Regions from separate parts of the Homo sapiens genome. Here region 1 is linked to region 2. A link is a contact called in ENCODE Hi-C data. All regions are on one chromosome and are shown on one strand. Each heading gives the region's core, a stretch centred on a gene start or an enhancer-like site at or near the end of the contact. The rest is flanking DNA. Distances are from core to core; before and after follow the strand shown.

Region 1 (6,637 bases), core at 4,077-6,576, 4.6 Mb after region 2:
ACAGAAATTTTGATTTTAAAGAGGTTTTTGATTTTACTTGGAGGTTTAAGAACTCCTCTAAGTACAGCAGTAATATATTTAATTAAAAACCCAACACCTCTAATTAGAATTGAAGAAAGGAACTGTCCTTTGCTCTAAGGCAAATCAACTTTGTGAGGCTTTTGCTTTGAATTCACCTGTACATATTTGCTCAGCTGACTTCTCTAAAAGGTTTGCCTAAGAGAGGGAAGGAAAAAGAGGCGTCGATGAGAAAAGACCCATATCACACCCTGTATTTGAATAAAAGATTTATTTTTTTTTCTCAGGAAAAACAGAAAGTTAGGGAAACACACTACATTTGACAACCAACATTAATTTGTAGTTGGTCCTAACCCTTCCTGGCACAGCTATCAAAAGTACAGCTGTTTAACCAGAACCAAGGTGTTCACCCCCCACAGAATGTACATGAAACACTAGAGGACTGCATGTTTTTCCCTGAGAGAAGCGTAAGACAAACAGAAGTCAAAAAGTAGTCACTGGGAGCGCCATCCTTCTAAGCAAATCCTCCCTTTCCCTTTTGGAGGATTTGCCCGAACTACGTAGCCAGTCAGCACTTAGACCACCTGCCTCCTCCTCCCCCTATAAACCCACCACTCCCCTCCTCCTTTCCCAAACCACTTGGGGTGTCCTAAGCCCTCACTGCCCCAAGCCCAAAATATCAACTAAGATCCTTGTCTGTATTTCCACAGTCATACCTAATGAATTGGGAAGTGGGGCCCCTAAAAACCAATTCACATCTATGCACTTGTTTCCACTGGATTTGGCAGACAGGCTTTTTTAGTTACCGTAACCAGATCTTAAGATTAATTAAAAACTACATAAAGTGCTTTTAGGTCCTTAGAGATACATGATATAAATAAGCGGCTTATGATCAAGAACGATAAATACATAGGTAAAAATAGCTCTAGCAAAGATGACCTTATGGCTCTGAGATGGGCAGGCAGGGCAGTTCTTCCCCATTACATTCTTAGTCATCTTATTCATACCTATTTTTAAATGGAGTCCACAGACTAAAGGTCATGTTCCGAGACTGAAGCTTTCAAATGACCCTAGTTCCAATATAGACACTTTCTTCAGTTTATCAGTAGCTTTTAAACTCTGAGGTTTAACACAGCTCACCTCTTTCTGTAAATTTAAGTGAGCATACTCCTATACAAAGGAAACTTTAGAGAAAGCCTCATAAAATGTTCTTTCCTCTGAAAATTCCTGAGGGGACTTTTGACACATTGCCCCCAAAGACAGGATAAAACAATAGTTGAAAAGATACCAGTCCAAGGAAAAGGGACTTCCTCCCACCTCTCAATGACTGTTAGTGTCACAGCACCCATGGTATTACCACCTGCTAACAGGATCAAGTTCGTGAAAGATGAAAGGTCTGTGGACTCTTGGTGGGGAGGGAGGGTCACTCAGGTTTCCAGCAGGGGTTTCACAGTGCCAAAATCTAAAAGGGCTAGAAAGAGTTCAGGGATGGCAGGGGAAAGCTGTAGGAATTGATATAAATATCTGTAGAGGGAGCAGAACAATCAGCAATTTCAAGGAAGGACAGGAAATAAAAGGTTAAGTCTGATAGAACAAACATCAAGACTGAAATCCAAAGATGCCAATGCAAAAACTTGCAACAAGGTTTGGGAATCATTAATAGAAACAAAACAGTAAGTATTTGCTTTATTGACATACTAGGCTTAGACCTGTGTGTGTAACAAGCAAGCCTAATAATAGCACCATGGTTAGACTAGCCTGCTTTTCCAAGCCATCATTTTATAATTTATTAAGCAAACAAGGGATCAAATGTCTCTCCATCCACCTGATGTGATCTTTTTATATGCACACAGCTAATGAGTTCCATTCAGCTGAAAATCTTTTAGTAAAAGCTTTAAAGATGAGCCCATGAATTCACTTTAAATTTCACCAGTTAAATTAGGTCAAATGGAAGGAACTCAAATGAGTATTGCCCAATCAGAGCCCATTATTTGTAAGTCATCAGTAACCTTAAAACTCCACTTAGACCTAATTATTGAAAACTTGCATATAATGAAGTGAAAGAATTTCCATTCATCAACCTCTCAATCCCAGGTTTTCAAAGAAAAACCTAAGGAATACTTACCAAAATCAGATAAGAAAATTTAAACCTGCATAGTTATCAGATTTGTTCCACTACAACCAGTCTGCATACAGTTACACATCAATTCGTTCTGTATACACTCTAGAACTGAACAGAACAAAGTTTAGCATAGAAAAGCTGTAAGAAACAGGTTCCTAATTACGGAAGTTGCAAAGTTCAAAAGGGTATGAAAAAAACTAATGTAAATTCGATACTTCCTTCGTTTCAAAGAAATAGACTTTCTGTAAAAATATATACAATTTTTACAAATACATTTACAAGCTGTCTTAAGAATTGAGGATATCCATATTCATAACTAATTACTGAGCCTTCCGTCAAGTATTATTGGTGATAAACTAGGCTAATAAAGTAAGAATCATGGAAACCAAGCCAAAGTATAACAGGTATAAAAGTCCTGAACACTTGGACTTTCTAAGAAGTATACTGGGAAAGCTAATTAGAGAGAGGAAAAGCTTCCCTTGTACAGTACTGAGGCTTACAGTCATAGTTCTATTACTTGTAACTTTTACACAGGTCACTGGCATTCTTAGTGCTTCTCTTAACACTACAGTAAATTAATGAATTCGGCGGGTAATCAATTCTATGACTTGCCTGGCTACTGGCCACTTTCCTGTTCTCAACAAGGAAATTAAGTCTTTCCACCCTACCATCTTCACTAAATCTAAAAGTCCTCCTCCATAGCTTCCCAAACAAAGTTTGTTTGTTGCTGAAACTGAACTTTGCTTCTTTCAGACAGTGACTCTTCAATCAATGGGGAGCACTCTTCCCATGTATTTATTCTTGTTAGCCATAATCCTCTTGCCACTTGCTTTTCTGGCTAGGTTGCTAGGGTGCAACTCTAGGAAGTTACAGCTTGGAGTCCAACTGCATAAACTGGTTTTGGTGGTGGTGGTGGTTGGTTAAAAGTCAACTATTGCACTTACAGTAAGGCTATCTTATTAGATATGCCAAACCAGCTCCTACTCCAGCAACACCTGCAAAAGCCAGCAGCACATTCCTGATGCCACCTTCTAGGTCCTCTACATGGAAGAACTCCACAAACCCATCCTAGAAAACAAAAAAGAAAAGCACATTTTCAAGTATGGGTTTCTGCTCTCTTACAACACTACTATCCAGAGAGAAGGTAAATTAAAATATCTAAGGTTTCCCCCTAAAGCAATAGTAAACCAATTATTATTCACCCCGGGGCAAAAAAAGAAAATAAGTTCTTCAGTTTCTTAAGCGGGGACCCATGATAATTAAACTTCATTTTACAGTACTATCTTGGTCTTATTAGGATTTATCCTAACAAAAGGACTTCCAGAGTTCCCATGAGGTAAAAGACGAAAACCCTTATTCTCAAATCTCCACCACCTAATATTTCAGTAACGCCTCAATTGCGCAGATCAGTTTTTCTCAACGTAGTTAAGTACATCCTGCATCAGATCTGGGTTTGTTTAAAACGCAGGCTCCACCCCATATCTTCTCCATTAAAACAGGCACCGCCTTAGGAATTATTTCAGCTATCCTCCCCTGGTGACTTATTTTTTCATGGTTTGAATCCACTGAAGAGTATTCAACTGAATTGGAACAAAAAATTGCCTAGAGAAAACCAAGATTTTTGATACAATTCAAGACCGCCATACCACTATCTCTAAGGATCCACTACTTAAATCAACATCAAATAAACAATGGTCCTTTAGTTAGAGCCTGCAAACAGCCGTGCGTCATAAAAACCTTTAGATATCCCCACCTCTCTAAAAAAAATCCTTCATTCTACTTCCACTCCAAGGCCCCTTTCATCCTTAAGGCAAACTTACCCAGCCTCTTTGTTTAACTAGCCAGTCCCGTTTTGTCCTTACGAGAACGTCTGTGATACTTTCTGCTAATGGTTCGATGCAGCTTTCTTGGTTTATGGTCTTCAAGTGTTTAGCCACAAAGGCACCAAAAGAAATGAGAGTCACAATCCTGCCCCAGTTTGTTACGCCGTCGCTGAAAACATGGATCATCACTCGAGACAACGATTTCACATCGTCTTCGTTTTTGATGTCCAGTTTCCGAAGCATGCCTGAGAAAGAAAAGCATGCAGGTCCTCACGGCCTCCTTTGTCTAAACCGGCGCAAGATTCGCCTGCCCACCCGCGGCGGGAAAATCGCTACTGGGATTTACAGAACTCAGGTTGACCCCACTTGAAATTGACATCCCACCCTTTCCGGTCTTTGAACAAGAGCTGCCATTTCCAAAAGAATCAAGATGGGCGGAAACAATGACTCATGGCCAGAATATTCTGGCTTCAGGAATAGGATGAGACACGTTTCAACACTGACTCGTTTCGGTTTCCAACCCACCCTTGGCGGGTGAGTCCGGGGAGAGATGGAAAAAAGGGAGTGAGGCCTTGGCGATTAATGAACCCCCTTACCTTGGAAGGCCGTCTCGTGGTTGCGCTGCACGCCATCCCCAACCCGTCGTAAGGTCTCCAGCGCCTTCCTGCTGGTGGCCCCAGACCTGCCCATTGGCTTTGTGTCCTTGGCGCCGGTGGCCTGCTCCCGAAGGTACCGAGAGATAATCTCCAGCGACTGCCGGTACAACTCGTCCTCCTCCTCCTCTGCTGGCGGCGGCGTCGAGGGTAGTGACCCGTCCGTACTGGTGTTATTACCAGATTCCCCGACCAACTCCAGCAGCGGCAGGACAGCCGGCCGCTTCCCGAGAGGCTCCGGCTCGTACCCGTCCAGCTCCTCTTCGGGCGACATGATGGCGTCAGCGGCCGGGGCTTCCATCTCCTCAAGCGGCGCCGCGCGGCGGGTGGGCGCGAAGAAAAGCAGCCTCGCGGGGGTCGCGGTGACGTCGGGGACCTCGGCGCCAATGGGCGGCGGCCGCGCGACCCTCCGGGAGTCTGGCGTGAGGGTGGACGGGGGGCTTGCGCCGGCGCTTCCGCCAATCACCGCGCCGGCCTCCCCTCCCCCTATCTCTCGCCGGGCCGAGGCCTCCTTCTCCGTAGCCAAAAGTCGCCCTCCCGGGCGGGTGGCGCCGCCGCTGCCGGCCCCCAAGCCGGCCCCCCCACAGTAGAGGTTGAGTCCGATTACCGCGTTTCTTTTGAGGCCAAACATTGCCAGTCGCCGCCGCCGCCTGGCTGAGAAAACTGGGGAAGACCCCGACTCCTTACTGGAAGGAAGCGGAAGTGAGAAGTGGCGAGCAGCTCCTTTATCACGGTTTTAGGGCGGCCAGTCCTACGGGGTGGCGCCAGCGAACTCTTTTTTTTTAAAAAAAGTATTCCCATAAAAGGGGAAAGGGGCGGCAGCTTCCGGAGGGTTGCGCACGGCACCTACCAGCTGCCCGGCCGGGCCGGGGCGGGGCCGGGGCCGGGGCCGGGGCCGGGGCCTGAGCCGGGGCCTGAGCGGGGCCTTCCGGTCTTCGGAGGCTCTGAGTGCCGGTTACGTAACGGCGGCTCCGAGCGCCTGGGGTCCTCCCAGAGCTCCTGGGCTCGAGCTCTTTCCATGAGCACCTCGGGCCTTCTCGTGGCTACCTCTGTGCTTCCCTGAGACCTGATTTGTGAGCCCTTTTTGCTGGTTTTCGCCAGAGGTTTTTTACCAAATCAAAATTTCAACCATTGACTAACACAGGGGTTGAAGGAAGAGGACGGGGAAGTTCAGTGATGGATGGGAACAACAGTCTTAGATGATAGGGATAATTAAGAGGGCATAGTTGGGGACTTGTGGTTATTTTGCACAGCTCTCTACTCTCAGTCCAATGTTTGGAAATGAGGATGCTCCACGTGCTACCCTAAAGAACCATTTATGTAAGTGGACTAAGCTAAAACTGCCACAGCTAAACTATTCCTGCCTCCCTGCTTGCTTCTCCCATCTCTGTTCCATAGTCTTTGGTGCTATTTACATATAGGCCTTAATCCATTAGAATCTCGTCTGAGAGTCTTGACACCATTTTTTGTTTGTTTTGAGACAGTCTAGCTCTGTTGCCCAGGCTGGAGTGCAGTGGGGCGATCTCGGCTCACTACAAGCTCCACTTCCCACGTTCAGACGATTCGGTACCTCAGCCTCCCGAGTAGCTGGGATTACAGGCGTGCGCCACCACATCTGGCTAGTTTTTGTATTTTTGGTAGAGATGGGGTTTTCACGATGTTGGCCAGGCTGGTCTCGAACTCATGGCCTCAAGTGACCTGCCTGTCTCGGCCTCCCAAAGTGCTGAGATTACAGCTGTGAGCCACCTCGCCCAGCTGATTATTGTATTTTTAGTAGAGATGTGTTTCATGCGCGTCTGTGTGAAGACACCACCAAACAGGCTTTGTGTGAGCAACATGGCTGTTTATTTCACCTGGGTGCAGGCGGGCTGAGTCCGAAAAGAGAGTCAGCAAAGGGTGATGGATTATCATTAGTTCTTACAGGTTTTGGGATAGGTGGTGAAGTTGAGAGCAATGTTTTGTGGGCAGGGGTGGATCTCACAAAGTACATTCTCAAGGGTGGGGAGAATTACAAAGAACCT
Region 2 (5,913 bases), core at 50-2,549:
GTTCCCAGAGGCCTGTGTCAAGAAAATGAAAATTTTAAAACGCTCTCCAAGAACAGTAAGTGATCAAAGGAGGGCAAGATATTTTAGACAGAAAAGTTCAAAGATGCATTTAGCTGATATTTACCCCTGAGGAAGCTCAAAGCCGAACTTGTACTCATATTTGTTTCCAGGTCTCATGATCACCATCTCATTCTCACCTGAAGGGAAAGAAAATCGAGTAGCCATTAGGCTTGCTGTTACACTTAAAATGCATCTGTGTGATAAGGAATGCTTGGGTGGCATGCAAGGTATTGAAGTACCCCCAATTTCATCCCATATATATATTTTTTAATCCATCCCATATTGTTCTTAAAGAGAAATTCTGATGTATTTTGTCGGGCAGCAAGTTGCCAAGCCCTGCAATACTGAAAGATTCACCCAGGACAGTTCTCTACTAACATCTCAAATAGGAAGTAGACAAAGAATAAGCAACTTATGCACACATAAGACTTTAACTACCCGAGGCAACGCCCCTCAGGATCCCCTTTAGGACACAGCACCATAAAAAATTGTACAAATCACCCTTTTTTTTGGGGGGGGAGGAGAATGTCTGCAAATTAAAACAGAAAAAAGGAAGCAACAACACGTAATTCAAACCACTCAAACTGAGCAACTTAAAACATTTCGTACAGGTTTTGTGTATTCAATTCTCTTCTCTAATCAGCTTTCACCCTCCAACAATGAATTGGGCCGCTTACCTGTTGGCTGGTCTTCCAGAAGAAGCGTGTCTTCATAGCGCAGGTACTCCGAAGTCTGTTTGCACTGCTGGGATCCCTGCATCCAAAGCACTTTAGCCACTCCGCAAGCCAGGATCCTAACGGCTTTGACACGAGTAACTTCACACACCTCCACTATCACCCGGCCAGCCACCTTCTCGCCACTGCCGTACACCTTTTCAGGGTCGTTAAAGACCACCTCAAAAGACTTGATCTTCTTGAACATCACCATGATGGAACTGAGTTGGTTTTAAGAGTTAGAAATGACGGTGGAAGAAAAAAAAAGCTCCAAATCGAGGAAACCCCTTTGCAAAAAATTATTTCACTTTAAGGAATTAAGGTATTCTTAAGCAGTTTGAGCTTAAAAATAAAATAAGATTTAAACAAATGAATATTAACTACTAGGTTTTCGAAAAGGCGCCTAAAAAATATACGCCGCTGGTTACACTAAGCTAATTCAGAGAAAAAGCCTTCTTTCCCCCAATTGCTGGAGAAAAGATCCGATCTCCACAAGCACTCCTTTGGAGAAAAAGAGGGGTTAGTTTCAAGCAGGAGGCGGAAACGTCTCTATATAGTAGCCCGGGCCAGAAGAGCCACGCGAGCGCTGGCCCGGAGGCTCGTGCTGCCCTCGTGCACATCCCTCCCATTGGCTGCCCGGTCCTTGTTTACCAGGAGCCCGACCAATCAGTGAGATCGCTGTGGCGCGTGGACACGGTGTGCTCCTGGCTGGGAAAATGGTTGTTGCGCTCTGGAGCGGCGCAGGGAGGGGGGAAGGAGAGGAAGGAGAGGAAGGAGGGGAAGGAGGGGGCTGTTGAGCGTCTTCTCCCGGGTCCAGTGGAAGGAGGATCCCACTGACCCTAAAACCTAGCCAGGGCGACAGGCCATCGGAGGGCGGGTGTGGACGTTTCTGGTCTGAGAGCGGTGTTTTGAGGTAAAAGGAAAATGTGCTTATGAGGGAATTTCATGCCTAGTCTTAGCCAGTGCAGTTACTTTAGAGCCTGTCGTTATTCCTGGCTCATAAATAGCAAGTGTGTGAAAATCCCATAGCTCCAAGAATACTTTCAGGTTTGGGGCTGTGGAGCGCAGAATGCTTGGTGTTACTGTTCAGGAACAGCCCTTTGTCCTTCTCTTGCCCCGCATCCCTATTAAGTATAAAAAACACCACCGTCTCTGAGGGAAAGGAGAACTTTCAGGCCTCATTGTGTGTGTAGGACCGATGTCTTCTCCTTCCCGTTCCAATCCCTTGGGGCTAGGGCTGGGGGCTGCGTGCCTGTGCTGTTCGTCACCCACCCCCAGCTTGTACCCTCTCTTCTGTTCTCTCTGTTCTGTGGAACGGAAATAGGAGGGGCGTGTTTACATCCTGTTGCTTATCCTGTCATCTCTTCAATTTCTACCTGCAAAGTTGGGGAACACTTTGTCTGTGTTCCCCATTTACCTCATTACCTCTTTAGTGAGGTGTGTCCAGGCGCTCATTATCTCCCACTTCCTACCTGCTTCTGGAGGAAAAGGAAAAGCGGGAAAAAAAGGATGCTTCACTCTTTTCACTTTTTTCCAGTTATGTTCACTCTTTCTTGTCTCCATCCCCTCTTCCAACTCACTAAATCAAATGTACATCCATAAATCTGGTTAAAAGTGAGAAAGTCCTCTTGTTTATATCCAAATTTTCAGTGGAGAGATGGCCACACACCTGTTTGAAGGAACAATTTTAAAAACTATTTTCAAAGGTTTTTCCCTAAACGGTTTAGAAAACAGTAAGAAGGAAAAGAGAAGAAAGATCGGTCAACAGAGCACTATAAATTCAAGCCAGAAGAGACCCTACCCTCTCTCTTCATTCTTTGTTGGTTTCGTTTGGCCAGCTGTCAGATGGATTTTCCCCTGCTGGCTGTGAGATGCTTTAGGAGCTGAGTACTGAGAACTTACTCTTAAATGTAATAGGAAAAACCTGTATGCAAAAGTGCAGGGATTCTTCCTCCTTTTATTTGATTCATAGACCCTTCCTATATCTGTGCTGGGGTATCAGAAGATTATTATTTAATTCCTTGTGCTGGAAAGAGGAAGATAATGTCCCAAGATTGAGATGGGGAGGTAATTAAGAAGCATTCAAGTATATTGAAACCCTACCCAATCAGCAAAAAAAAAACAATATTCATTGCTGTTAAAGAGCCTTCTTCCTTCCTCAGACAGCCTAGCTGGATTGACACTCTAAGGCTAACGAGAGTTACAACTCAACCCCAATATTAAGCAAGCTCAAGAATAGGCATCATGAGTCTCTTCGAAAACACACACATGCATTAAACCCCAGGAACATGTTGATCCTTAGGGTGTGTTTGAGGCGGCACCCTGTTCTAGAAACTTAACCAGCTAGGCTTGAGGTGTTTTCAGTTGGTTAACAATATTGATTGAGTTACTGGGAGCAGAGGAGGTGGAACTCTGACTGAAGTAATTTTTTTTTTAAGGTGGAATCTTGCTCTGTTGCCTAGGCTGGAGTGCAGTGGCCTGACCCCAGCTCACTGCAACCTCTGCCTCCTGGGTTAGAGCGATTCTCCGCCTCAGCCTCCTGAGTACCTGGCATTACAGGCATGCATCACCACGCCCAGCTAATTTTTGTATTTTTAGTAGAGATGGGGTTTCACCATGTTGCCCAAGATGGTCTTGAACTCCTCCTGACCTCAGGTGATCCACCCGCCTTGGCCTCCCAAAGTGCTGGGATTACAGGCGTGAGCCACCGTGCCTGGCCTGACTGAAGTAATTTTAAAAGTTCAAAATTGTGGCTTCTGGGAGAACGTTTAGTTTGATGGGTATGAAAGTGTAACTATCAAACATCAAAATGCTGACAAATATATGAATCAATATTGTTAACTACATAGTCAATATTGTTAAATATTGTTAAATCTTAACTACATACATTTTGAGGGAATAGGAAAGATGGTGGCTAGTGATGGATCAGGGTGGTGGTAATATGGGACATCTTAAGACATCCAACTCTCAACCAGGTTGGAATGCAGTGTCACTTGGCTCACTGAAACCTCCACATCCCAGGCTCAAGTGATTCTCCCACCTCAGCCTCCCGAGTAGCCGGGACTACAGATGTGCTCCACCACGCCTAGGTAATTTTTGTATTTTTGGTAGAGATGGGGTTTCACCATGTTGGCCAGGCTGGTCTCAAACTCCTGCTCAAGCAGTCCGCCTACCTGGCCTCCCAAAGTGCTGGGATTATAGGCACCCTTTTCCCTTTCAATTTATTTGATATTTATGTGGGCACATCTCTGAAGTACTGAATTGCTGAGTTTTAAAAAATCCTATGACAATTCTCTCGTTCTAAGTTTCTCTTCTGGGCTCTGGTTTCCTTGTATCTTCCCATTTGCAGAGCTCACTACAGACTACGTTGCTCTGTGTTATGCCTGGGTTCCTTTAAATGCCAAAAAATTATTTAGCTTTGGCAGCAGCTGCTGCCTACCAGGCCTGTAGCCAAGGCATGTTCTGAAGTGGAGTCCTCCTGGACACGGTTGTTTACGACCTTTCACCTTGTAACCTGGTATTCTGATAAAAACCTGCCCCGATTCTCCTTTCCCAGTTCTTGGGTCTAAGAAGAAAGAAATTTTGTAAACTCTTGTCCTAAAATCAGGGTATAAAAACACTTGTGAGGTTTGGGAAAAGGGGTGGGCCAAGGAGGAACAGCAAAGTAGGGCACAGTCAAAGAGTTTTGCAAGTTGGATCATCTTTATCTGCCCCTTCTCTACCCTCTTCAGTCCCAGTGCCAACAGGAAACCAAGTGGTGATTGTTGTTTGTTTGCTTTACTGCAGGTGACAGAATAAAGCCAGCAGTTTCAGGGAGGGAAGTGCCCTCAGCACTTTGTTGCCAGTCAGAGACAAGACACTGATTGCATTTCTCTTTTCTTTAACCTCTGGCCTGACAAACATTTAGAACATGAAGACTCATAGTTCTTAATGCAGAACAAAGCCCTTTCTTGGTCCTTTTAATCACTTCTCTCACCTCTACTCTGTAAACTTCCCTTTTACCCTTACCCATTTTCCTTTCTCTCTCTCTTTTTTTTTCCACATAGGGTCTCACTCTCAACCAGGTTGGAATGCAGTGTCACTTGGCTCACTGAAACCTCCGCATCCCAGGCTCAAGTGATTCTCCCACCTCAGCCTCCCGAGTAGCTGGGACTACAGATGTGCTCCACCACGCCTAGGTAATTTTTGTATTTTTGGTAGAGATGGGGTTTCACCATGTTGGCCAGGCTGGTCTCAAACTCCTGCTCAAGCAGTCCGCCTACCTCGGCCTCCCAAAGTGCTGGGATTATAGGCACCCTTTTCCCTTTCAATTTTTTCCCTAAGGAATTTAGAGGCAAATTAAGAGTTTGAAGACTGCCCCAAGTCATAGATCAATAAGAATAAATTAACAATTGTAAGCCAGGTGTGGTGGCTCATGCCTGTAATCCCAGCACTTTGGGAGGCTGAAATGGGAAGATCACTTGAGGCCAGGAATTCAAGAAGATCACCCTGGGCATTGTAGTGAGACCCCATCTCTCTTTAAAAAAAAAAAAAAAGGCTGGGCGCGGTGGCTCACGCCTGTAATCCCAGCACTTTGGGAGGCTGAGGCAGGCAAATCACGAGGTCAGGAGATTGAGACCATCCTGGCTAACACAGTGAAACCCCGTCTCTACTAAAAATACAAAAAATTAGCCGGGTGTGGTGGCAGGCGCCTATAGTCCCAGCTACTCGGGAGGCTGAGGCAGGAGAATGGCGTGAACCTGGGAGGTGGAGCTTGCAGTGAGCCGAGATCTCGCCACTGCACTCCAGCCTGGGCGACAAAGTGAGACTCCATCTCAAAAAAAAAAAAAGAATTGTATAGCATGTTAGAGTTCCAAGTGACTTTTTAAGTAATTGCCATTTATTGAGCACCTATAATGAACCAAGTCTTTTATATAATTATGTCAGTGATAATTATCTGTCATCTGTCATGTTGTTCTAGAAAGTATTTGAGGTTGGCCGGGCGCGGTGGCTCACGCTTGTAATCCCAGCACTTTGGGAGGCCGAGGCGGGCGGATCACGAGGTCAGGAGATCGAGACCATCCTGGCTAACACGGTGAAACCCCGTCTCTACTAAAAATACAAAAAAAATTAGCCGGGCGTGATGGTGGGCGCCTGTAGT

What was found. Hi-C counts contacts between places; a loop is a spot of excess contacts on that map. Pooled maps may share reads with other maps.
Region 1: a loop to region 2 is called in a map of gastrocnemius medialis, with 5 times the contacts of the local background. The contact joins the promoter of MCL1 here to the promoter of TXNIP in region 2. A Hi-C loop is called at or near these places in 1 of 168 maps with a recorded cell type or tissue (gastrocnemius medialis) and 12 of 50 pooled maps.

The regions. Positions count from the first base shown.
Region 1 is chr1:150,574,284-150,580,920 of GRCh38, forward strand. It overlaps MCL1 (MCL1 apoptosis regulator, BCL2 family member), which reads right to left and starts at 5,327. Exons shown (of 3, transcript NM_021960.5): 1 at 4,560-5,327; 2 at 3,961-4,208; 3 at 275-3,208. The coding sequence starts at 5,247. The coding sequence ends at 3,092. It overlaps LOC107985203 (a long non-coding RNA gene), which reads left to right and starts at 5,547. Exons shown (of 3, transcript NR_186818.1): 1 at 5,547-5,936. ADAMTSL4-AS1 (ADAMTSL4 antisense RNA 1) reads right to left here and starts at 269. Exons shown (of 4, transcript NR_104133.1): 1 at 1-269. RefSeq lists enhancers at 3,585-4,784, 3,745-4,463, 4,464-5,181, 5,230-5,524 and silencers at 5,098-5,227, 5,298-5,637.
Region 2 is chr1:145,995,280-146,001,192 of GRCh38, forward strand. It overlaps TXNIP (thioredoxin interacting protein), which reads right to left and starts at 1,300. Exons shown (of 8, transcript NM_006472.6): 1 at 738-1,300; 2 at 125-197; 3 at 1-12. The coding sequence starts at 987.